2 separate regions of the Homo sapiens genome follow, and region 2 is linked to region 1. Evidence: chromatin loops called from intact Hi-C (ENCODE). Cell type or tissue: mammary epithelial cell. All regions are shown on one strand. Links, peaks and the distances in the headings refer to the core of each region. The heading gives the core; the rest is flanking DNA. Region 1 has its middle 72 kb from the start of EGFR. Region 2 overlaps LOC105375284 (a long non-coding RNA gene).

Region 1 (13,054 bases), core at 1,587-9,586:
TACACTGAATATCCACAATAAAGATTTACTTACATCTCCGAAAAAAGAGCTGTTCCCTAATTTAATAATAAAATCATGGTATTTATACTTATTTTTATGTGTATTTATTTGTTTATTATTTAGGGTGACATTTCAAATCTTATTGATCATTTTTTTCTTTCTTTTTTAATTGTCTGTCTCTGGTGTTGTGATGGTTAATACTGAGTGTCAACTTGATTGGATCGAAGGATACAAAGTATTGATCCTACTTGTGTCTGGGAGGGTGTTGCCAAAAGAAATTAACATTTGAGTCAGTGGTCTGGGGAAGGCAGATCCAGCCTCAACCTGGTGGGCACAATCTAATCAGCTGCCAGCGAATATAAAGCAGGCAGAAAAGCATGAAAAGGAGAGACGGGCTTAGCCTCCCAGCTTACATCTTTCTCCTTGCTGGATGCTTCCTCCCCTCGAACATTGAACTCCAAGTTCTTCAGTTTTGGGACTCCGACTGGCTCTCCTTGCCCCTCAGCTTGCAGCCTGCAGACAACCTACTGTGGGACCTTGTGAGCATGTAAGTTAATACTTACTAAACTCCCATACACATATATTATATATGTATATCTCCTATTAGTTCTGTCTATCCTATCTAATAGGATATATATGTATCCTGTTAGTTTAAGTTCTGTCCCTCTAAGAGAACCCTGACTAATACAGATTTTGGTACCAGGAATGGTTCTAGAGAAACAGAATATTAAGGATGGAGTTCTGGAGTTGGCTGTTTAATATGATTACACCCCAAAATGCTAAGAACTCTACTTATAGTATGGAGAACACTGATAGTCCTTGGTGTAAACTGTTTAGAGAGTTATGCAAAATAAATGCATTTGAACCTCCTGATTCACCACTCATGAGAGGCAAGGAGTTTAGTGACTCTAAACATAATACCTTTGATCATATGTGGAGAACCAAGGAATATAATGAAGCTGGTTGGTTGCTCCTAAATCCTGTGAACACAGCGATGAAAGAAAATGATGAACTCAGGGATTCTGTCTCCCAGCTTCAGAAGCAGACACTGAGCCTCAAATCTGCTAAGATTTCCCTGAATGAGAGTCTTATCTCCTGTAGAGAAAGAACTGAAATTGTGGAAAAACAGACATAAGCTGTTATCACGCGAGTGGCTGACCTGCAATGAAAGGTTTATGCACTGCCTCACCAGGTGTCTACTGTTAAAGTGAGGGCATTGATTGGAAAAGAATGGGATCCTGCAACTTGGAATGGGGATGTGTGGGAGGACCCCGATGAAGCTGGGGACACTGAGCTTGTAAACTCTGATGAACTTTTTTGCCAGAAGGAGCAGCTTCCCCATCCCCAGTAGTGACAACATCCCCTCCCTGACGCATTCTGCCATGAGCCTTTCCACCTTTGTCTGGGGAGATAAACCCTGCACTGCTTGAGGCAAGAGTGATGGCCTCCCCTGAGGCAGTTGCCAGGCAAGATAATGTTGATTCTCCTCAGAAGCCACCCCCAATACATCTGTTTGCTTATAGACCTATAACTAGACTAAAGTCCCAGCAGGCCCCTAGAGGTGAGGTTAAGAGTATGACCCATGAGGAGGTGCCCTACACTCGAAAAGAACTGTTTGAGTTCTCTAATTTACATAAACAGCAATCTGGAGAACAGGCATGGGAAATGAATATTATGGGGATGGGATAATGGTGGAAGGAACATAGAGTTGGATCAGGCTGAATTTATTGATTTGGGCCCACTAAGTAAGAACTCTGCATTTAATGTTGCAGCTTGGGGAGTTAAAAAAAGTTCTGATAGTTTATTTCCTTGGTTAGCTGAAATATGGATTAAAAGATGGCCACTGTGAGCCAGCTGGAAATGCCTGATCTCCTTTGGTTTAATGTAGAGAAAGGGATCCACAGGCTTAGGGAGATTGGGATGGTGGAGTGGATTAATCACTTTAGACCTACTCATCCCAGATGGGAGGGGCCAGAAGATATACCCTTGACCAGTGCCTTGCAAAATAGATTTGTGAGGGCAGCACCTGCATCTTTGAAGTGCTCTGTAATTGCTCTTCTCTGTATGTCAGATCTAATGATGAGAACCTCAGTCACTCAACTACAAAATTTAAATACAATGGGAATAACTGAGCTGGCAGGGGCCAAATGGCAGCACTCAACCTTCAAAGGCAAGGTGGGCATAGCTGCTGTAATGGACAGCAGAGGCAAAGCGGCAATCAGAATAGTCTGACTTGTGTAGAGCTCTGGTACTGGCTAATTAATCATGGTGTTCCTAGAAGTGAAATTGAGAGGAAGCCTACTGCATTCCTACTTAAGCTATACAAACAGAAAACTTGCAGGTTGAATGGAAAAGACTAATTTGAATTACAAAAACAGAGAGCAACAGCCCCTCTACCAATTTCCAGACTTGAGCCAGTTTACAAACACAGAACCCCTTGAATGAAGGGGAGGCTGGGCCCCCTTGAGGAAGGACCTCACTATATTACCAACAATTTATGCAGTGAATCTTTCTCCCATCCTTCCCCAAGGAGACCTCTGGCCTTTTACCAGGGTAACTGTGCACTGGGGAAAAGGAAATGATCAGACATTTCAGGGACTACTGGACACTGGCTCTGAGCTGACTTTGATTCCAGGGGACCCAAAACGTCACTGTGGTCCTCCAGTTAAAGTAGGGGCTTATGGAGGTCAGGTAATTAATGGAGTTTTAGCTCAGGTGCAACTTACAGTGGGTCCAGTAAGTCTCTGGAATCATACTGTGGTCATTTCCCCAGTGGCAGAATGTATAATTTGCATAGACATATTTAGCAGCTGGCAGAACGCCCACATTGGCTCCCTGACTTGTAGGATGAGGGCTATTATGGTGGGAAAGGCCAAATGGAAGCCATTAGAGCTGCCTCTACCTAGAAAAATAGTAAATTAAAAACAATATTGCATCCCTGGAGGGATTGTGGAGATTAGTGCCACCATCAAGGACTTGAAAGACGCAGGGGTGGTGATTCCCACCACATCTCTGTTCAACCCTCCCATATGGCCTGTGCAGAAGACAGATGGATCTTGGAGAATGGCAGTGGATTATCATAAGCTTCACCAAGTGGTGACTCCAACTGTGGCTGCTGTACCAGATGTGGTTTCATTGCTTGAGCAAATTAACACATCTCTTGGTACCTGGTATGCAGCCATTGATTTGGCAAATGCCTTTTTCTCCATTCTTGTCTATAAGGCCCACCAGAAGCAATTTGCCTTCAGCTGGCAAGGACAGCAATATGCCTTTACAATCCTACCTCAGGGGTATATCAGTTATCTGGCTTTGTGACGTAATCTTATTTGGAGAGATCTAGATAACTTTTCACTTCCACAAGATATCACACTGGTCCATTACATGGATGACATTATGCTTATTGGACCCAGTGAGCAAGAAGTAGCAAACACACTGGACTTTTTGGTGAGATGTTTGCATGCCAGAGGATGGGAAATAAATCTGACTAAAATTCAGGAAACTTCTACCTCAGTAAAATTTCTAGGGGTCCAGTGGTGTGGGGCATGTAGAGATATTCCTTCTAAGCTGAAGGATAAGTTGTTGCATTTGGCCTCTCCTACAACCAAGAAGGAGAAACAATGCCTAGTGGGCCTGTTTGGATGTTGGAAGCAACACATTCCTCATTTGGGTGTGTTACTGTAGCCCATTTATCAGGTGACCCAAAAGGCTCTCAGTTTTGAGTGGGGTCCAGAACAGGAGAAGGCTCTGCAACAGGTCCAGGCTGCTGTGCAAGCTGCTCTGCCACTTGGGCCATATGACCCAGGAGATCCAATGGTTTGAGGTATCACTGGCAGATAGGGATGCTGTTTGGAGCCTTTGGCAGGTTCCCATAGGTGAGTCTTAGCGGAGGCCTTGAGGATTTTGGAGCAAGGCCTTGCCATTTTCTTTTTTTTTTTTCAGTTTTTTTTTTTTATTATTATACTTTAAATTTTAGGGTACATGTGCACAACGTGCAGGTTAGTTACATATGTATACATGTGCTATGTTGGTGTGCTGCACCCATTAACTCGTAATTTAACATTAGGTATATCTCCTAATGCTATCCTTCCCCCATCCCCCCGTCCCACAACAGGCCCCAGTGTGTGATGTTCCCCTTCCTGTGTCCATGTGTTCTCATTGTTCAATTCCCACCTATGAGTGAGAACATGCGGTGTTTGGTTTTTTGTCCTTGCGATAGTTTGCTGAGAATGATGATTTCCAGCTTCAATCATGTCCCTACAAAGGACATGAACTCATCATTATTTATGGCTGCATAGTATTCCATGGTGTATATGTGCCACATTTTCTTAATCCAGTCTATCGTTGTTGGACATTTGGGTTGGTTCCAAGTCTTTGCTATTGTGAATAGTGCTGCAATAAACATACATGTGCATGTGTCTTTATAGCAACGTGATTTATAATCCTTTGGGTATATACCCAGTAATGGGATGGCTGGGTCAAATGGTATTTCTAGTTCTAGATCCCTGAAGAATCGCCACACTGACTTGGTTGAACTAGTTTACAGTCCCACCAACAGTGTAAAAGTGTTCCTATTTCTCCACATCCTCTCCAGCACCTGTTGTTTCCTGACTTTTTAATGATCGCCATTCTAACTGGTGTGAGATGGTATCTCATTGTGGTTTTGATTTGCATTTCTCTGATGGCCAGTGATGATGAGCATTTTTTCATGTGTCTTTTGGCCGCATAAATGTCTTCTTTTGAGAAGTGTCTGTTCATATCCTTCACCCACTTGTTGATGGGGTTGTTTGTTTTTTTCTTGTAAATTTGTTTGAGTTCATTGTAGATTCTGGATATTAGCCGTTTGTCAGATGGGTAGATTGCAAAAATTTTCTCCCATTCTATAGGTTGCCTGTTCACTCTGATGATAGTTTCTTTTGCTGTGCAGAAGCTCTTTAGTTTAATTAGATCCCATTTGTCAATTTTGGCTTTTGTTGCCATTGTTTTTGGTGTTTTAGACATGAAGTCCTTGCCCATGCCTATGTTTTGAATGGTATTGCCTGGGTTTTCTTCTAGGGTTTTTATGGTTTTCGGTCTAACATTTAAGTCTTTAATCCATCTTGAATTAATTTTTGTATAAGGTGTAAGGAAGGGATCCAGTTTCAGCTTTCTACATATGGCTAGCCAGTTTTCCCAGCACCATTTATTAAACAGGAAATCTTTTCCCCATTTCTTGTTTTTGTCAGGTTTGTCAAAGATCAGATAGTTGTAGATATGTGGCATTAATTACAAATCTTGAATGTCATAGATTACTGCATCAGTAGACTATTATCTATATAAAGTCACATAATTTTAGAAACTCTGTTCATGAAGTTGGCAATGCAAACATTGCAATAACACAGTAAGTGGTTATTTTGGACACAGTTTATGTAGGTAGTTAAAATGCTTTGTCAAAATCAATGAACGGTAGAATTACATACCACATACTCCCAACATCTAACCATCTTTAAGCAGTCCTTTTTTAATCTCGCTGGGATGGTAGCATTTCAAAGGCCTAGGGCTAGACTGCAGTGAAAAGGCTATTACCCTGCCCCTGTAAGCATAGCGTGAGCATCAGAATCCTGAGTAACCACTGAAGGACAAGATTCTCCTGACACTTGGTCTCTGTCTCTCACTGTTACGTGAACAATGACAAAACAGAGATTCTTAAAATTTTGTTGCTTTAGTTATACATTTAAAAAAGCACACATAGATATTAAAAAAATAAAGAATAAACAGTAGATACCTATATATTCAAGCAGGAAAATAGGAAATGTACTTTCATCTGTTTTTAAGTTCTAAGACAGAACCTATTTTTAAATAATGGCTGTCAAATCATTTTGACTTATTCAAAGAAAGGGATTAACTACCTGGATACAGATAATCAAATAGCATGCACCCTTTTTCTTCACTTTCCCACCCTGCCCCCAGTCTCAGGCACACCCAGAGATTATATATAACAACGTTTTTTTCCATTAGATCTTCTGTAGACAATCTCGCTGAGAAATCAGGAAAACCAAGCTTACCACATAGTGAGTGAAATCTTTCCTTTTATTGGATTTGGCTTAAACTCAAGCTTTTTGAGCAGCAAATTTGACAGGGGTTCAGGAAAAGTCTCTGCCTGGACTCATCCTGGAACACTGGGCCACACCTCATTTCAGAGTTGTACGGCCCAGGTATGTACAAGGTGTGGCAGGCAGAAGTGAGCTCAGTTAAATAATGAATTCTGTATTCCTAGCTTCTTCTTTGATGCAGTATTTTCTTCTTACTGGAACTTCTCTATGACCTAGTATTTTCCTCCTTTCTTTTTATTCAAATTACTGTCAGAAAAAAAGATTCGATAAATTCATCAGCTCCACAAAACAAATGAAGGATCAGTTTAGGTGAATACTCCTTTCAAGAATTTTTAAAATTTTAACAGAAAACAAAACGTTAAGCTAAAGGTCTTTTATAGAGTTGGTGTACAAGTATGGCAGGCTAGAGGAATGTGGTTTGGGCTAGTGTGTTTTTCCTGTTACCATAACACCCAGATACCTTTTTAAAGCAAATATGAGAGCTTATATATCTCATGCCTCAGTAAGGGCCTCCTAACATGCCATCCTCCCAAAAGAGCAGCATGTGACTGAATGTATGACATTCCTTGTCAACCAATCAACAGAAAGATCCTCAAAATTCCTTGAAGGTTTCTGTACTTGTGTCTATCCCATCACAGAGTACACGCATGCACACACACACCTTTCTCTTATCAGCTCCATTATATCCTTACTTTAATTCAGTCTTGTTTCATTTCTAATTCAATCACCTGCATGCAGGACCAGGCCCTGATTCGCACCTTCTTCTGAAGGGTTGTGGTCTCTCTGACACAGTCATCTCTCCAGTTGCCATTCCCCAAGTTCTCTTGAATCAACTCTGCCATTTTTATGATCTCTAGAAAGTTGATGGCTTTCTATTATTCAATTATGTCGTTTCTATCTTGAGATCTTTCTATGTAGCTTGGTTTAACTAACACCCTACTTTTTTTTTTGGTTATTGACTAACCTTGTATCATATTGGCCTCCTAGTCTTAAAACTATGATGGCAAAAGTCATGTAATATGTTAGCTTTTTCTACTAATTAATACATTTAATATAGCTTTGATCTTCAAAATCATCTTATACATATATATATATATATATTTTAGTTTTGTCGTATAATTTGCTTCCACTTTCTTGCATCATTTTATTTCTCTTAATTCCTACTGACTTTTTCTGATTTTCCCATGAAACTTTCATACTCAACAAGGCCATTTGATAGGAAAGCTTTTGCTATTTCTTAGATGCAATTACTGTTTTTTTTTGCATTACCATCCATATATATATACATATATGTATATACATATATGTGTGTGTGTATATATATATATACTTTAAGTTCTCAGGTGCATATGCAGAACGTGCAGGTTTGTTACATAGGTATACACGTGCCATGGTGGCTTGCTGCACCCATCAACCCATCATCTACATTAGGTATTTCTCCTAATGCTATCCCTCCCCTAGCCCCCCACCCCGCTACAGGCCCCCATGTGTGATATTCCCCTCCCTGTGTCCATGTGTTCTCATTGTTCAACTCCTGTTTATGAGTGAGAACATGCAGTGTTTGGTTTTCTGTCCCTGTGATAGTTTGCTGAGAATGATGGTTTCCAGCTTCATCCACGTCACTGCAAAGAACATGAACTCATCCTTTTTTATTGCTGCATAGTATTCTGTGGTGTACATGTGCCACAGTTTCTTTATCCAGTCAATCACTGATGGGCATTTGGGTTGGTTCCAAGTCTTTGCTATTGTGAATACTGCCGCAATAAACATACGTGTTCCTGTGTCTTTATAGTAGAATGATTTATAATCCTTTGGGTATATACCCAGTAATGGGATTGCTGGGTCAAATGGTATTTCTGGTTCTAGATCCTTGAGGAATTGCAAGACTGTCTTCCACAATGGTTGAAGTAATTTACACTTTCACCAACAGTGTAAAAGCATTCCTATTTCTCCACATCCTCTCCAGCATCTGTTGTTTCCTGACTTTTTAATGATTGCCATTCTAACTGGTGTGAGATGGCATTGTCATCCATTCTATCTCATTTTGTTCCGGTTTAGAAAAATGCTTCTCATTTTCAGTGTTGCCATCCACCTTGACTCAATGTGTTCACATTTCCTGTAGGATCTTTATTCATCTCTTCATTCTTGTATGCATCAACTTCCTTGAATTCCATGATATTAATTTTTATTCTACTTTGCTTTTATTATTTTTATGCTTTCCTTTAAAAATCTTTATATAATAGTTGTTTTCAAGTCCTTGTCTGTCAATTGCATTATCTCTGTCATTTCTGGGCCCATTTTTATTCATTGATTTTCTTCTGATTATGAGTCCTAGTTTCCTGTTTCTTCACATTTGGGTTTTTTTTTTTTAACACTGTGCAATGTGAATATCACATTACTGAGGTCAGGATATTTTTCTTTTAAGAGAACTGAGTTTTGTTTTAACAGGCGGTTAAGTTTCTTTCGGATCAGCTGGATTCTTTAAATGCTTTTGAAAAAAAGCATTTTTTTAAAGCATTTTAAAAAAGCATTTTTAAATGCTTTACAAAAAAAAAGCATTCTGTCAGGGCAGGTTTATAGTTCCCTATGCTAGATACTTCAGCCCTACTGTTAATTCTTGACCTTTCTGAGTGCACTTTTGAATGCCTTTGGTGTTTAACGAGCTTTCTACATTCTGCCTGGTCAGATGCCAATTATTCCTCTGCCCTGTGCAAGCTCTAGTGAGTGTTCAGTTTTAGTTTCCTAGTAGATGTTCTTTCCCCTATAGTTTTGTGCCTAGTCTCACGGATCCATACTCTAACCATGCATAGCTTGGTGTTCAGCCGAAGACTCCAGTGAATGCTATGGTGCTCTTTCCCTGCCTTGCTCACTCTTTTCCAATACTTTTTGCAATTCCAGTGACTTTAGACTAACTGAACTCCAATCACTGTTTCTTCAACTCAGTGAAGCTATCATGCTTTGTTTGGATTCTCTCCTAGTACTGTGTGTATGTGTGTGTGTGTGTGTATATATATATGTGTATATATATGTGTGTATATATATATGTATATATTTAAGTTTTGTTAAGTTTGTGGATAACTTTTTATCCACAAACAAGGTATATTCCTCCATTTTCTAAATTCTATTTCACGTCTTTAATAAAGGTTTATAATTTACTTCCCAAAAGTTTGTGTATCTCCCTTGTTAGACTTATTCCTTGGTCCTTGTGTAGTTACTGTATATTTTATCTTTTTTAGTTTTTTAAAAATTCAAACTTATAGAAAATTTCAAAATTATATAAAAGTTGCAAGAATATTAAAAAGAACTCCCATACAATCTGGAATTGACAATTTCAAACATGATCATGTTTATTTTATCATCTTTATCCATTTCTAGATACATAGACACAATGGCAAAATTTCACGGAACCATTTGGCAGTGAATTGTATACATTATGTACCTTCATGCCATAAAAATTCAATATATATATTTTATTTTTTGAGACAGAATCTCATTCTGTCTGTCGCCCAGGCTGGAGTGCAGTGGGGCAATCTTGGCTCACTGCAACCTCCCTATCCTGGGCTCAAGTGATCCTCCCATCTCAGCCTCCCAAGTAGCTGGGAGCTGAGACTGCAGGCACGCACCATGATGCCCAGCTAATTTTTGTGTTTTTTTGTAGAGACAGGGTTTTGCCATATAGGCCAGGCTAGTCTCAAACTCCAGGGCTCAAGTGTTCCCTCTGTCTCAGCCTCCCAAAGCGCTGGGATTACAGGCGTGAGTCACCACACCTGGCCTCAATGTGTATTTCTTAAGAAAAATGATATACGTACTTTTAGACATTTACAGTTCAGTTATAAAATGCAGGAAACTGAATATTTATAATACACTTTTATTTAAACTATAATCTATATTCTAGTTTTGTCTCTTACATCAATAATTTTTCCTTTACAGCAATGATTTTTCCAGTATAGAATCCAGTTCAAAATCATGAACAACAACAAACAATTCTATGGCAATTGTTTGTTGTTCATGCCATTGGCATGTTTGAAGAATAAAGGACAGGTATTTTACAGAGTATAACTCAATTCGAGTTTGTCTGATGTTTTTCTTACATTTAGATTTAGATTTTAGATATTTTTCCTAGAACGTTGCATAAGTGATGTATGTTTCTTAAAGACACATGTGATAATCTTTTGCCCCTTAGCAATGTTTATTTTGATGACATGTGGAAGGTTTTGTCTGACTTCTCCACTGCTTACTTACTATTTTTTGTAATTAATAAGTATATATTATTAATCTAACAACAAATTAAATCATTTCTTCCTTCAAATCTTTCTATTCTGTATTTGTATCTCATATTTTTTTTGCCATCTTACTGCACTGAATACACAGTAGTAATACTAAGAATCAGCATCCTTGTTCTCTTCCAGTTTTTGATTACTTCCTTCCTTCCTTCCCTTCTTCCTTCCTTCTTTCCTTCTTCTTCTTCCTGCATTTTACTTTGTATTTCTAGAAATCTATTTAAAAAAAGAAATCTATTTAATTTTTTGAGTCTATATTGTGAAATATATTTTTTCTGAAAAACTGAATTTTACCTAAGTTTTCATTTTTGTAAAATGTGACTATAGTATTTCCTTCCATTGTAATTCTGTATAGATACCTAGTTATGTCCCGATTTTATTGCTATCATTATTTCTTTGTTTTTTGTCTTTTTGTTCTTGGTCAATCATGCAATAGGTTTAAGAATTTTATTAGTCTTTTTCAAGAACTCAGTTTTAGTTTAATCAATCTTTTCTGCTGTATTCATTTCCCTCCCTACTTTTCCATATGCTCTCTCTCTTTTTTTTTAACTATGTTATGGTCTAATTGACAAATAAAAATTACATATATTCAAGGTATGCAATGTGGTGTTTTGATAGACCTATATATTATGAAATGGCAACCACAATTAAGGTAATTAGCATATCACCTCACCTAGCCACTTATGTTGTTGTTATGTGGTGAGAATAGCTAAGATCTACTCTCTTAGCAAATTTCAAGTGCATAATATGTTATTATGAAGTGTAGTTATCATGCTGTACATTAGGTTTTCAGATCTTATTCTGCAAGTGTGTACCCTTTAACCTTCTTCTCCTCATTTCTCCCAACCCTTCAGGCCCTCATAACAACCATTCTGCTCTGTGCTTCTATGTATTTGACCTTTTTAGATTTAGATTCCACATATTCTCTTCCCTCAGTTTTCTTTAAGAACACTCTGCTGCTTTTCTTTTCTTTTCTTTTCCCCTTCCTTCCTTCCCTCCCTCCTTCCTTCCTTCCTTCCTTCCTTCCTTCCTTCCTTCCTTCCTTTCGTTTCCTTCTTTCTTTCTTTCTTTCTTTCCTTTTTCTTTCCAAGTTTTGCTCTTGTTGCCCAGGCTAGAGTGCAGTGGCGCGATCTCAGCTCACTGCAACCTCCACCTCCCGGGTTCAAGCCATTCTCCTGCCTCAGCCTCCCAAGTAGCTAGGATTACAGGCATTTGCCACCACGTCTGGCTAATTTTGTCTTTTTAATAGAAACGGGGCTTCTCCATGTTGGTCAGGCTGGTCTCGAACTCCTGACCTCGTGATCCGCCCACTTCCACCTCCCAAAGTGCTGGGATTACTGGCATGAGCCACCACACCTGGCCTCATTTTCTAACTTGTTAAGCTGGTTTTTGAGCTTTTATAAATAAGCATTTATGAATATAAATTCCCCTCATAATACTTTGACTATAGCCCATACATTTTGATATGCTGTATTTATGTTTTGTTCACATCTAGGTATTTTAAAATATTTGTTATATGTAATATTTGATCCACAAGTTACTGAGAAATGCATTTGTAAGTGTCCAACTGTATAAATTTTAAGTTATTCTTCACTGATTTCTAACTTAAGTCCACTTTTCATAAAATATGCCAGTGTGACGCTTGTTGAGATTTGACTCTTTCCTTACTTTGCCATTCCACATCCTCTCCTCCTCACAGGTTCACACAATAGCCTGCAGGCACTGCGTGACTTTCTCTCTCTCCAGTGTTTACCTTTTGGTCTTATTCTCCTGCCACTAGGTCATCCTCTAAATCAACACATTCTAAAAATATTGGCCCATTTACTGTTTCTTGGACATGCCCCGTTTAAGGCCTTAGAAGTTGTTGTTTCTTCTGAAATACTCTTCCCTTAGAAATCCAGATGTCTGTTCTTGCTTCTTCACCCCCATTAAATGTTGCTCAAAAACTACATTTCCAGGGAGGCTTTTCCTAAACACTCTTCAGCAAGGCCAACTCCCTCCCTGTGTTCCTCCTTTGTCTTCTATTTTTCCATAGTACTCACCCCCACGGAATACCATATACATGTTACTAGAGTATAAGCTCCATGAGGGCAAGCATTTTTATGAGAATTCATTTTTCTCTTTGTAGCATCCCCTGCAACTCAAAGAGTGCCTGGCACATAAGAAGCAACCTGTAACTATTTGTTCAAAATTTTTTTCTCTTTAATCTCTCATGTGCTGTTAGATTTCTCAATCTACCTTCTTGATTCTGTACATTTTTTCTTTATATTTTTGAGACTATGTATTAGTTTTATACAAGGTTGAAACTGTTGTGTGTTATTGGTTAATTTAATGTTTTATGACATAATCTTATAATCCTTTTGCCTAAAATTTAATCTATCTGACATTCTTACCTCTGACCCAGATTTCTTTTCATTAGTATTTAATGAGTTTATCTTTTCTCCATTCTTTTACTTTCAACCTTTCTGTGTAGTAATTTCAAGTGTTTCTTTCAAGTATCATTTAGTTAGACTTTATCAAAATCTAATCCTACAAACTCTGTGTTAATGTGTTTATCTCATTTACATATATTGTGATTAATGGTATATTTGCATTTCTTCTGCCATGTTATTTTATAGTTTCTAATTGCCCTGCTCTTTCTTTCTTTTCTTGTTTCTTACTTTGACTTAATGGATTTAAACTCAT
Region 2 (13,054 bases), core at 1,795-9,794, 49 kb before region 1:
TGCAATGGGGAGTGAGGGTACTGAAGGGGTGGGCATCAAAGCAGAGTGTCTGAGAGTGCCAGGAAGGAGGAGGAAGGGAACATGGTGGTTGGCAGGCATCACTACCAAGGCTTGCCTTAGAAACGGTGAATGAGACGGACCCTTGAGAAAAGTCACCTGCTTCTGTTTATGTCCACATGTTTTATTAATTTAATTTCATTTACAATTTGAATACTTAATTCACTTGGTTTGAAATTAGTTTTAAAACTGTACAGTGAAAAACCCCATCCCATCTCCAGCCATCACTAGAGATGATCACGCTCATCAGCTCCTTGGGGGTTTTAGTTTGATTTCTGTTGCTTATAACAGCATACCTGAAACTGAGTAACTTATAAAGAAAATGAATTTATTTCTTACATTTATGGAGGCTGGGAGGTACAGGGTTGGGGAACTGCATCTGCTGAGAGCCTTCTTGCTGGTGGGGCCCTCTGCAGAGTCCCCAGGTGGTGCAGGGCATCTCATGTTAAGGGGGCTGAGCGTGCTACATAACATGCTAGCTCAGATTCCTCTTCTTCTTATAAAGCCACAAGCCTCTCTCTCATCATAACACATTGATTCATTAATCTAATATATTAACCTCTTAATACTGCCACATTGGAAATTAAGTTTCAGCATGAGTTTTGGAGAGGACATTCAAACCATAGACGGGTCCTTCCAGAGATAGTCTCTATACATACACTGTTATTTCTGCACTTAAAAAAATATGTAATAGTATATCCTGGAGCTCATTCCATATCAATACTTAAGTGTTACTCATTATTTATTGCCCAGTATTTTTTTTCTTTCTCTCTCTTTCTCTTTCTTTCTTTTTTTCTCTTTCTTTCTTTCTTTCCTTCTTTATTTTTCTTTCTGTCTTTGTTTCCTCTCTTTTTCTTTCTTTGTTTCTTCTCTTTTTCTTTCTCTCTCTTTCTCTGTCTCTCTCACACACACATTCTCTCTCTACCTATCCATCATCTATCTATCTATCTATCTATCTATCTATCTATCTATCTATCTATCTGTCTATGTAGGACACTCTAAATAGATCTGGCTTATTGTATGTAACTATACCTCCATTAAGTTGAAGCTAATTTATTTACCTGGCTTCCTACTGAAGGACACTTAAAGTATTTCCATACAATGCTAACTGAATAACCTGTAATACAATTTCACACATTTGCAAGTAGAATTTGAGTGCTTTGTTTCTAGTTTAAAAATTTTTTATTTATATTCTTTTTAAAAGATCTGCACCTTTAAAATTAAGATAAATTTCTATGCAATAAACTTCAGGCATGAAATGGTTTTATCTTGTTTTTGCATTTCTTTATTGTCTAATGGCATCAAGCTTTGTTCATGTACTAATTAGCCATTTATCTTCAACTTAATCAAGGTATAGTTTACAAGCAAAAGGCTGCATTATTTAGAGTGTCCATTCACTGTGCTGTGACACCATGAGCACTGCTACAATCAAGGCACAGGATGTTTCCATCACCCAGAGAGGTTTCCATGCTACTTTGCAAAACTCTCTGCCTCTGCCGGTGGCCTCCCACAACTAGTGATCTATCTGAGGTCACTACAGAATAGTTTGTATTTTGTATAAGTTCATAAAGAATCTAGATTTCAAAAAGAATCATTCAGTATGAAGCATTTTGTGTTTGGCTTTTGTCACTCAGCTCAATAATTTCCCTCCATGTTTCTGCATTTATTGGTAGTTTGTTTCTTTTTACTGCTGCATAGTACTCCATTGTGTGGCTATACTGCCTTTTGTTTATCCATTCACCACTAGTTAAAAAAGAAGGTGGTGACACATTTCTCTAAATAGTGTTTTATCTCATCAGACTCTAAAACTTTGGCACAGTGATGCTTTTCTTCAGTGTTTCGGGCCTTGACTAGTTTCCCTTTAGGTAAGATCTGGAAGTAGGTTTGGTTGGATAACCGTGGTGTGCCTCAGGAAGGTGTGTGCCCTGCCATCTCTTTGCCGTGCCTAAACCTGCATGAAATGAAACAACAGAAAGTTATTTCCTAGTGGCTATCACTTTGTAGTCAAATATATTTGATTGATGAAGAATACAAGTCACCTAGAATTTATGAGAAGTGTACGTCTCTTGCCTACACCTTATTTAAGATGGAAACCATGGTATTAATTAGTAAATTAAAATTGGATACCGATTTCTCTTCTTGGGTGGGGATGGGGGCACTTTTTCAGACTTCTTGGAAAACCATGGGGAGACTAAATGCTAATGAAATTGCACTGCCTATTTCTCATAAAAAAGCTAATTAAATTACTTTAAATGTTTAGCTGTAGTTGAAATAAAAATCACAGAGATGTCAGAATTTACAATTAAACTAATAGAGATTAGAAAAAGTGCACACATAATACAATGTTAATTACCAATCCAATAGGAGCCTTAATATTTTTGATTTGTTAGGTATATAAATTACAGTAATCTATTTGAGAGGGCTTAAAGTCAATGTGGTATTTAAAAGATATTTAACACCTATCTAATATAAAAATATAAAAGTAAATGGAGCCTAATTCATATATTTTAAAAAGCTATGATGGAAAAAGATAGCAGAGAATGACAAGAGAATAATCTAAACCAAATTATAAATGACAGTGAAGAGTGAAGCAAACGGCCTCAAAATAAATGGACACGAGGCTGGGGGCTCGCATCTGTAATGCCAGCACTTTGGGAGGCCAAGGCAGATGGATTGCCTGAGCTCAGGACTTCAAGACCAGCCTGGGTAACATAGTGAAACCAAAAAATGCAAAAACATTAGCTGGGCGTGGTGGTGGGTGCCTGTGGTCCCAGATACTTGAGACGCTGACATGGAGGATGGATGGTTTGAGTTCAGGATGTGGAGGCTGCAGTGAGCTGAGATTGCACCACTGCACTCCAACTTGGGTGACAGAGTGAGATCCTGTCTCAAATAATAATGATCGTAATAAAAAATGGACAAAAAGTGTGAATGTTTAACTCAAATAGGAGTAAAACAAATAGAGATTAAAAATATTTTTCTTTCTTAGGAAACAGAGAAGAGGAAACTTAAATTATTTTTTAGTAATATATATATAAATATGTAAATATGTTATATATATAATATATGTTTATATAATGCTGGTGAGGTCAAGATGAAACTGGACATATTCCTTGCTGGTAACTTTCTAAATTTTTGAGACCAATATGGAAAAAACTTCAGGATCCACAAAAATGTATCCTTGGGCCCACTGAGTATACTATTAAAGCTATTATTTAGGAATAGTCCAAATACTAAAGCTAATGCTCTGCTAACTTTTCAGTACATGACTTAAATCTCCTTTCATCATGAGTTTGCACATCTGAATCCACTTCAGGATGTGCACTGTGGCAACGAAAATAAATTTTTTTTATCAAAAGTAATTTTAAGCATGTGTTTCAATATTGTAGATTGTATTAGGTTAATTATTGGCATAGAGATAAATTTATCAGAATTATTTGTTCATTTTCCTTACTTTAAACTAAAAGATCAGTTTTTAAAATACTGCAAACCAACTTAATGACCAAAAAAGAGGTAATGGATAGAAAGAAAGATAAATGGAGAGTTGATACAGACAACTTGAATTTGGGGTAAATGAATGAAAGTATTGTTGAAAACACTTTTAACTATGTATTCTGCATTGGTAATAAATTCCACCTAAGGCAATGACAAAAATATTACTAGTAAAGTCTAATATATTTTCTAGTTATGGGTGTTCAACCTGACAGTGTCAAACAAATATAGCATTTTAAAATAAATTCTTTTTATCACATTTCAGGCTTTTAAGTTAGTAAATTTATAAGTAACTGTTTTGGTGTTTCTATGTATGAATTGTTCATATTAGTGTTGAAACATGCATTCAGTCCCAGCTTCACCACAGTTTACCAGCTAAGGTATTATCAAACTTTTTTTTTAATCTTAGCAAATGTGAAAAGATTGCTTAAGCATTCATTTCTATTAGTTTTTGTTTGTTTGATTGTTTTAGATTTCTTAGCTGTTTAAGCAAAGAAAAGAGGGAAACTAAATCCCAGATACTAAACATGAAGAATAAGAAGTTCAGGACTCTTTCACTTACAAGTGACAGAAAAACAAAATATCCAGAATTGGCTTAAGCCAAAAAGAGAGAGAGAGAGAGAATTTACAGGCTCCATTTCTAAAAGCCTAGAGCGAGTGGCAGGTGCAGCTTGTGACAGCCTGTGAGCCAAATCTGGCCTCTGCCTGATGGAGGGCCAGCCAGCTAAGGATGGTTCCTACACCTCTTCAATGGTTGGGGGAAAAAAATCAACAGAAGAACAGTTTTTCAGAGCATGTGAAAATTCAAATGTCACCGTCCATAAACAAAGTTTTATTGGACATAGCTCTGCTCTTTTGTTTACACATTGTGCTGCTTTCATGCTAGGATAACAGAGCTGAGGAGTCGCAACAGAGACCGCATGGCCCACATGGTCTAGAAGATTTACTAGTTGGCCCCTTAGAGAGAAAGTCTGTGGCCCTGCCCTGGAAGCTCAATGGTGCCAGCACTGAGCTACATCCACTGGCATCTTTCTACTTGCCCCCACTGACTTCCTGTGTGTCGGCTCCATTTTCATACTGTGTGGGCAAGAGGGTGGCAGCATCACACATGAGCTTCTGGCCCACTCAGCAGGGGAAAGGGGAAGGAGAAATTCTCTTTCCCACTCAGCGCAAAGAACCGAGATTGAGTCCCATTGGTCTGGCTTGGATGTGGTGTCTGTCTCCATGGCAGAGTGCTCTGATGGTCCAGGAGTGGGTCACTCACCACTCCTGGAGCTGGGAACCCACCTGTCACTCCCCAGTCTCATAGATTGAGCAGGGGTCAAGGCAGAAGTCGATCATGCAGGGACACATAGACCATGTTAAAACTTGAAGTTTTATTCTATATTTAGTGGGATCATGTAATCAGATTTATATTTTAAAAAGATGTCTCTCCTGGCAACATAGAGAATGAACTGGGGGGGCGCAAGAGTGGAGGTGGAGAGGCTAATCAGGGGTGGTTCTGCTGGAAAAAAAACAAAAACAAAAACAAAACAGATAGTTTATTTAACCAGGATGGTGGCTAGAGAGAAAGAGATATGGGCAAAGTCTAGAGAAGCTTAGAAGTTTTAAATGGATAGGTTTACATCTGAGGATTGAGGGAGAGGGAGATAATGAGAATGCATACTGCATTTCTGGCTGGCACAAGTGGGTAGATGGGCTCATTCTCAAGTTGGGACTACTGAAGAAAATGAGGATCAAGATGATGAATTTGTATTGGAAATCCTTACATTTGGGCTTCTCTTGAAATATGCAAGAAGCAATGCCAAGTAGGCAGTAAGAAAATCAAGTCTGAAGCTCAGAGGTGTGGTGTAGGATGGAAAATAAAATTTTAAACAGTCATCAATCTGTCAATAATATTTAAAGTCAGGAGAATGAATGAGTTTATGGGGAGGGGGGATGCAGGGGGAGAGGAGAGAGATGGAGAGAAAGAGAAAGAGGAAGTCTCACATTGATCTTGGAAACCACATTTATGACTGAGGTGGAGGAGGATGAAGTGGCAAGTAAGATTGAGATGAAGCAGACAGATAGGTAAGGAAGACGGGGAAGCCCAAGGTAAACAATGATTCACAAAGGCGGAAGTGCTCAGAATGCCAATGCTGCTGAGAAGCCACGGAAGAGAAAGATAAAGTATTACCCATTGGATTTGATTATGTTGAAGTCATTAGTGACCTTAGTGAGTGCTGTTTTGGGAAAGTTTGGGGGTGGAAGAAAGATTTAAGTGGGCTGAAGACTGACTCAGATCCTGTTTTTATGGGACTCTTGTCTTTTGATTCTATGTTTTTATGATTCCACGTCTGCTCTTTGAACCTGGTCTCTCTGTTTTGACGTTCAGACTTGACTCAGCCCCAATCTACAAGGTTTTGCTCCAATCTTAATTATTCCCTTTGGAACCCAATTATTGGTTCTGGCCCACTGAGCATCCCTGACAACACATGAGCTAGCCTTTAAGTGAGAGTAATTGAAGCTTACCCATCCAAGTCATGGCATGTGAAGCTCAGGCTTCAGCTCAGCTTACCACTAATTGCATAAAACTGGAAAGTTACTCAACCTCAGTTTCTTCCTCAGTGAAGTGAGACCTAATCACTCCTGTTTTACTATATCATTGTGAAAATTAAAGCTCTTGGTACATGATGGTTGCTCAATCAATGTTGGTTACCTCCTTCCACCTTTCCTGTCCCTCTGATAAATGAATGTCCTTGTATCTATCTTTCTGTGGAGCATTTGTAGATTGAAATGAGTATTTCTAAAGTGATGTATTGTAATCAAGGAATGTAAATGCTTCTCAGTGACATTTCTTTATTCATCCAACATTTATTTATCAAGCACCTTCCATGTGACAAGCACAGAGCTCGGATGGGCAGCCAACCATGAACAAGAAGGACACGGCCACGTGCCACATGCACGGGAGGTAGGCAAGTGTGGAACACAGGAGAGTCATGAAGAACATGACTGTGAACTGTGATAGGCACTGGGAAGGAAACAGCAGGGGCTGAGAAACAGAATGAGGGCCTCAGGATGCTTCAAGCGAAGCCATGGAGGAAGGTTTTTCTGAAAATTTGATGTATAAGCTGCTATCTAAAGGGCATGATGGAACCAAGGGCAGTCGTCCTTCTTGGCATTCATTGATAGATGGAGCTATCTGTGGAGACCCCCGAGAAGCTACGGAGGTGCAGGTGTATTCGCCTCTACATTGATTCTACATCTGGGTGGCTATGCATTCACTAACTTATAATGTTTTTCTTTCCTTTTCATCATCTGCCAGGTGAGCAAGTCAATCATCACCTTTTAAACACTTGAGATTTCTAATCTATTTGTGGCTGAGAAATCTAACAATTGTGCTGGTTAGAATTACATAAGGATGACATTGGCTTTGGATGAGGTCTCTCCTGTGAGTGTCGTAAACCAAACTTCAGAGCCTGAGCTGTGTACTAGTGCACTCATTAAACTTCTCAGAGACCAGTTTTGTTCCTGAGATCTTGGTTAAGTTCTGGACAAGTGAGGTTCTAGGTAAGTGGCCTCTGGGCAAGTGAGGTGTTGCTGTGCAATCCTAAGCAATTATGACACAGGTTACCTTTGTAAATTAGGTGGCCAAAATCTGTAGGGCCCTAGGGTGTACGGGATTCACTGTAGGCCTGGGAGAGCCCTGGGCAAATGGACTGACGAGCTCTCTATCTGATGTGGTTTTCTGTCCCTCCACTGATGACTGCCCCTTCTCCCATGCGATAAGGTGTTCCTCCCTCGTCACCCAAATGAGGATCTCTATCTTTGCATTCTCCAGGACAGACACCCCAGCTTAGGAGCATTGTGTTTGATGTAAAAGGAAATGGGGTGGAAAAATATGCAAGTGTCTCATCTCTCCTGTCAAGTGCATGGCTACTTGGTAAGCACTGATTTAGAAACTTGGAGATCTTTTCCATGTATTTGACCTTCAGCTTGACTGGGCACACAGGAGAAGGAACAGAAGAAGAGTGTTTTTATAGCAACTTATCTTCCAGGGATGTCACTGTTTCAACTGAAATTAACTTTCCCCTCCCACAAGAGAGTTTGATGGTGGGTAAAAGGGAAGCAAATTCTAAAATGATTTTGTCTTTAAAGAGAATCAAGAGTGATTGTGGTTCCGAGGTCAGGAGGTCGAGACCATCCTGGCTTACACGGTGAAACCCCGTCTCTACTAAAAATACAAAAAATTAGCTGGGCGTGGTGGCAGGTGCCTGTAGTCCCAGCTACTTGGGAGGCTGAGGCAGGAGAATGGCTTGAACCTGGGAGGCAGAGCTTGCAGGGAGCTGAGATAGCGCCACTGCACTCCAGCCTGGGCGACAGAGCGAGACTCCATCTCAAAAAAAAAAAAAAAAAAAAAAGGAGTGATTGTGTTTCTTGCCTCTTTGTTATAGTATCTCTAACACAGGAGTCCTTTTTTATCATTGTAGATTACATCCTCTACCCCAAGAATGCCACCCTGCTTCAGATCACTCCACTCCAGGGCCTACTGGAGAGACAGAAGAATGTGGGAGAAATGCGAGCTTGAGATGATTTTGCTCTTGTTATTAAAATGCTCTTCTCATTGTGTGGTAAAATTACAGAAAATGTCTTTCTCTTCAGAAAACAAAGACTTCAGCCCCAAAGAGGGCCCAAGAGAGTTTTAGGACAAATTTGCATCTCTCTGGCAGGAACTATGTATGAATTCAAGACAGAAAAGGAATATTTACATAATGTATACTATATTTCTGTTATAGCTTTCCAGAGAGCTCCCTAGCAAGAACTGGGAAGAGGTATGAGGGGCAAGAAAGCTCCAAGCAGCCTCCCCTACTGAAAGCTAATTGTAGTGGCACTGATTGAAAGGTGGTGGAAGTTGTAGAAAGCCCTAGAGAGCAATCAACAGGCTTAGGGCAGGCTGACCCCAAGACCTTGGGTCACTGTGTGGCTTTGAGCAAATTGCGTAATCTATTTTGGCCCTAATTCTCTCTTTTTAAAAATGAGATTGCACACCAGCAACTGTTGTTGCTCTTTCAGCTTGGAAGTGCTGTCTTTGTGGGTAAATAAGGCATTTTTAAGGCTAGTCTAAATTTACAAGTGAACCTGTGGAGGCCCTGGAAATACACTTACATATTTCACATAGGACTACTGTAGTCACTACAATGAGAAAGAATTTCACTTCCTGCATTGGATCGGGTGGATTAGAGTTGGTGCATATAAAGCAGCTATGACATGAAAATATTCCACAGATGGTAGTCATTGTTATTTTTTTTTTTATTTTTTTTTTTAGATAGAGTTTTGCTCTTGTCGTCCAGGCTGTAGTGCAATGGCGCAATCTCAGCTCACTGCAACCTTCACCTCCTGGATTCAAGCAATTCTCCTGCCTCAGCCTCCCAAGTAGCTGGGATTACAGGCGCCCACCATCATGCCCAGCTAATTTTTATACTTTTAGTAGAAACAGGATTTCACCGCATTGGCCAGACTGGTCTCGAACTCCTGACCTTAGGTGATCTGCCTGCCTCGGCCTCCCAAAGTGCTGGGATTACAGGCATGAGCCACCACGCCCAACCTTGTTATTGCTATTGTGACATTTATAATTAAGATGACATTTTGTATAAAGTCATCACATAAATTGTACATGGAGTTAATGACAACTTTGAAAACAAGACCCCTTTACAGAGAGGGAAAACGCTGAAAAGAAATGTACTCTTAAAAACATGGTTGTATTTGTACAATGGCACTAAGAAGTGATTGTTTTCTTTTTTCTACTTCTCTGCATTTTTATGTTTTTGTTTAAAGAGTATTTACTGCTTTACGATCAATAAACACTAGTTTATTTTGAAATACTTTGTATTTAAGCACAAGGTGAATTTCTTCCTAGGTCCAACAGTCATAGTAGCAAAATTATTACAGCACCCTGGACATTTTAGTGAATTTTAAGAAAAGCTTCACATCTATTTCTAAAAATTTGCATTAGATATTTAATTTCTACACCAAAAACTTGCTTTCAGTAAAAAAAAAAAAAAAAAAAGAAAGAAAGAAAGGAAGAAAAAAAAACGGAGGCACAAGCAGCACTGTTTAATAGCCTTCGCAGAAATATTTTAATCTAGGTGACTTGTTTGAATTTCATACGCCACAGGTGCAACAGAGGAAGAAAACACGAAAATTTAGGAAATGTTAGCTTTTACAAAAGAAATACCCCATTACCTGGAAAACTCAGCAATTGAAATGGTTTGCTGGACTTTCAGCATCAGGCACATATTAGTTCCTTTCTCACGATGAGAAATTGGAAGAACTCAGTTCTTTCCAGCAATAAAAGAATTATTAAACCCTCATTTTGGTTTGAAATTCGTCTCTTTTTTTTGTGTTTGTATTGGTTTTTACTGAACACTTCTCTCACTAGATTTCACATGACCTCCGTTCTTGTTATCCTGTTTCTAGCTCCAACCCCCTTCCCTGCCCCTTGCCTTTTATCAAAATGTGAAGATTGGGTCCGTTCAAGTTTCCAGTCGCTGGCTGAAAGGCTCACTGAGATCTTCTTGCTCCCTGGCTTTCTGTTGGGAAAATGGCTTTCTCTCTCTTTTCAGGAGAATGTATTGAAAACAATCTCTGCCCTGCCCACTGGGATAGCGGAGAGGATGCCGTGTGGGAGGGAGAGGGTCGTGGTTTTCTGGCAGAGACGGAAGTCCCGGATGGCCTGTGTTTGATGCCTCCCGATGGGTGGACGCTGTCCTGATGTGAGCTGGCGGCAGGAAGCCTGCCATCACCTTCCACCCAGCGGCCCTTGGAGTTGCAGCCCTTCCCGAACCAGCATCACTAGTGCGTCTGCCATTGGTGGTTCCCTTGGCTCCTAGCAGCGGCCATTGCCTAATGTGTCTCAGCTTTCCGAGACTCTCATGAGAAAGCCAGCAGCTGCCATTATTTGGAACTTGGTCGTGCTCTCTGCATTTCTTCACGCACTCTTACCTCTTATGTTACTTTTTACACCAATACAATGATGCTTGGAGAGCTCGATGCGATTCTCAAGGGCAACCTTCAGCTCAATCCATGAAGGTCCCTATGGTGATCTCTTGCTACCATGTCCCTTTGAAGACTGTAATTTGTTTATTCATTTTTCACTCACTCATTCACTAACAATTGTTCGTTGAACATCAGTTATGGGCCAGGCACTCTGCTAAGTGGCAAGGATGCCCAAAGGAATGTAAACATTGACTGGACCTCTGAGGAGCAGACTAGTATAGAAGATCCAAATTGAAACAAAACAAGGCAAAACTGTGAACCTGATTCGATAACAGCAGAATGTGTTTGGACAAACCATAGGGTACAGAGGACACAAAGATGAACTCTGCTGCCCAGATCCTCTCAGAATGGAGGAAGCACATTTTCAACCATGTTAGAATGGAGTTGGAGAGAGAGCAAGATCACACAAGGCAAAGAGGTATGAAGCGGCCTACGGGCTGCTCACTACTGTTAGAATGTGAGTTTCTAAGAACAAGGAATTTGCTGGGGATAAGGCTGGAGAGGAAGACAAGGGTCATGTTGAGTTGGGCATTATATAGCCCTGGCTAAGGGCTTTCTCTATGTTCTTTGGGTACTGCCACTGCAAGAAGGAAATAGAAATATTTACTCTAACTCCAAAAAGTAACTCTAAAAGATATTTTGCTGGCAATGCAAACGGTAGCAGGCAGAAGGAGATGCTTGAGTATTTAATGCCTGGGGTTATTGCAAAGGCTTTGCAGCTTTGGAAGTCCTGGGAAAAATGCCTTGGGTAGGGCACATTCTCTCAGAAGAGTAGGGACTGAGGACTCGCAGAGCCTGTGAGACCCAGGGAGATGGAGGAGTGAGGGGATAGCCGGAAGTAACAACACAGGTGCCAGGTCACAGAGATGTGGGCATCCAGGTGACACAGGCTTGTTCTTGAGCGTGCATTGGGCCTGGATCCTTTGTGAATTTCTTAGGCAGGGCTGAGTAGGGGTGTGTACGCTGAGAGCCCACGCAAGATAAGAGGCTGTTAGAATTTGATTTTAAATTCTATCTGCCAGTTGTGAAACATCTGGGGATGGCTGTGTTTTTGTTCTGAGGCTTAGACATAATGTAAGTGAATCATTTGTCATACAGTAGAGTCTTAGTCCCCTCATATGCGATTTCATTTCCTACTGACAAAGAAAGTAAAACTCAGAGACACAGAGTAATTTCCTCAACATCACAGAACAGCACAATTACTTCTTGTCTAAGAAGAGAACCTCAGCATCTTGGCTTAATTTCCAATTCTCCACCCCTCAATGGCAAGTTGTTATTGAATTTCTACTGAGAGACAGTAGTTGCTTGTCATGATGAAATTCAAATATTATTCCTTAATGAACAAACATGGCAACTTTCTATCATAATATTTGTGCAAAAATGTGGCTTTTACAACCAGTCACTACGGGGTGAGACAGGTCTCGGTTTTCTTCCCCACCCTGTTCTACTCATTTTCAGAACCATAAAAAAACAGAAGCACATAAGTTCCAAAACCCATAAAAATACATTTACATATACAATCAGGAGATACAACATGAGGTTTTAATAAACGTTACTCAGCTATGTGACATGTATTCTGAGTTAAATACTCTACAAATGTCATCACATCTGGTTTTCAAAAATGACATCTCTTTTATGTAGTATGTGGACAATTTTGCAATTATATGTTGCTTGTGGATTATTAACTTGTGAAAGTGGTTCAAACCATATTTTCATTGTTATAAAAAATGGCACTAACTACCCACATGTGTGATGTGTTATTGCAGACACTTGAGAAGAACTGTGAAACTAAAGCTGGCATTGCCAGTGCTACAGTTCATAAGCAATGGCTGTACCTAGCCAACATTCCAATATGCAATTCAGTGAAAAAAGGGAAATCAATGGAATTAGCAACATTAATGGCATCACAATATATTGATGTATTCTTCTCACTCTCCTCCTGCAGAACTCACACTCCACCCTGGGTATTCACTGCGCAAGCACGAGCTCCCTAGAGGCTGGTGGATTATTTAAATCTCTCTGTTTTATTTGAACTAAAACACAGAGACAAGTGTGTAGTCAGGTGTTGATGGCTGTGTTGCAAAGGGAAGGTCCATGAATTACTGATGTGGAAGCCCTTGGGGCAACAACAACAACAAAAAAAACCAAGGACTGTTTCATGTTTGGTGGTGGTGGTGGTGGTATTTCCCAGATTCTATAATTTATTCAGCAAAGAACTCTGCAAAGAACTCTCACCACCCCATTCTTCTTTCACATGATTGAGATAGTTATTGTCATTTGCAATCTACAGAGCCTTCCTGAACACAAATTGTGATAGTATAAAATACACAAGGTATGTCTATAGAGATACGAGATCAATTCCACTGGCATATTTCTGTCTAGATTGTGAAGAACTAGTTTCCTAAAACTACTCTACTGCTTACTCGGTAGCTGAGGGACCATGTTTCAGGAGAGCTAGGACTGTGGGTGA

What was found. Hi-C counts contacts between places; a loop is a spot of excess contacts. Peaks named below come from ENCODE experiments on the same cell type or tissue, not always from the same donor. Only the 100,000 strongest peaks of a DNase experiment are listed, where the experiment ranks them.
Region 2: it touches region 1 in a loop (3-fold over the local background); 3 of 110 quality-filtered maps call a loop at or near these places.

Annotation. Positions count from the first base shown.
Region 1 is chr7:54,939,991-54,953,044 of GRCh38, reverse strand. No RefSeq gene overlaps it. Among named protein-coding and RNA genes, the nearest start is that of EGFR, 72 kb to the left of the region's middle. In mammary epithelial cell, for the core only: no CTCF peak of the experiment used is centred there; a DNase peak (open chromatin) is centred at 6,084; H3K27ac peaks cover 2,962 bases.
Region 2 is chr7:54,988,773-55,001,826 of GRCh38, reverse strand. It overlaps LOC105375284 (a long non-coding RNA gene), which reads left to right. Exons shown (of 4, transcript XR_007060329.1): 2 at 6,415-7,098; 3 at 7,370-7,471; 4 at 8,019-8,168. Among named protein-coding and RNA genes, the nearest start is that of EGFR, 24 kb to the left of the region's middle. In mammary epithelial cell, for the core only: no CTCF peak of the experiment used is centred there; DNase peaks (open chromatin) are centred at 5,706 and 6,106; H3K27ac peaks cover 1,690 bases.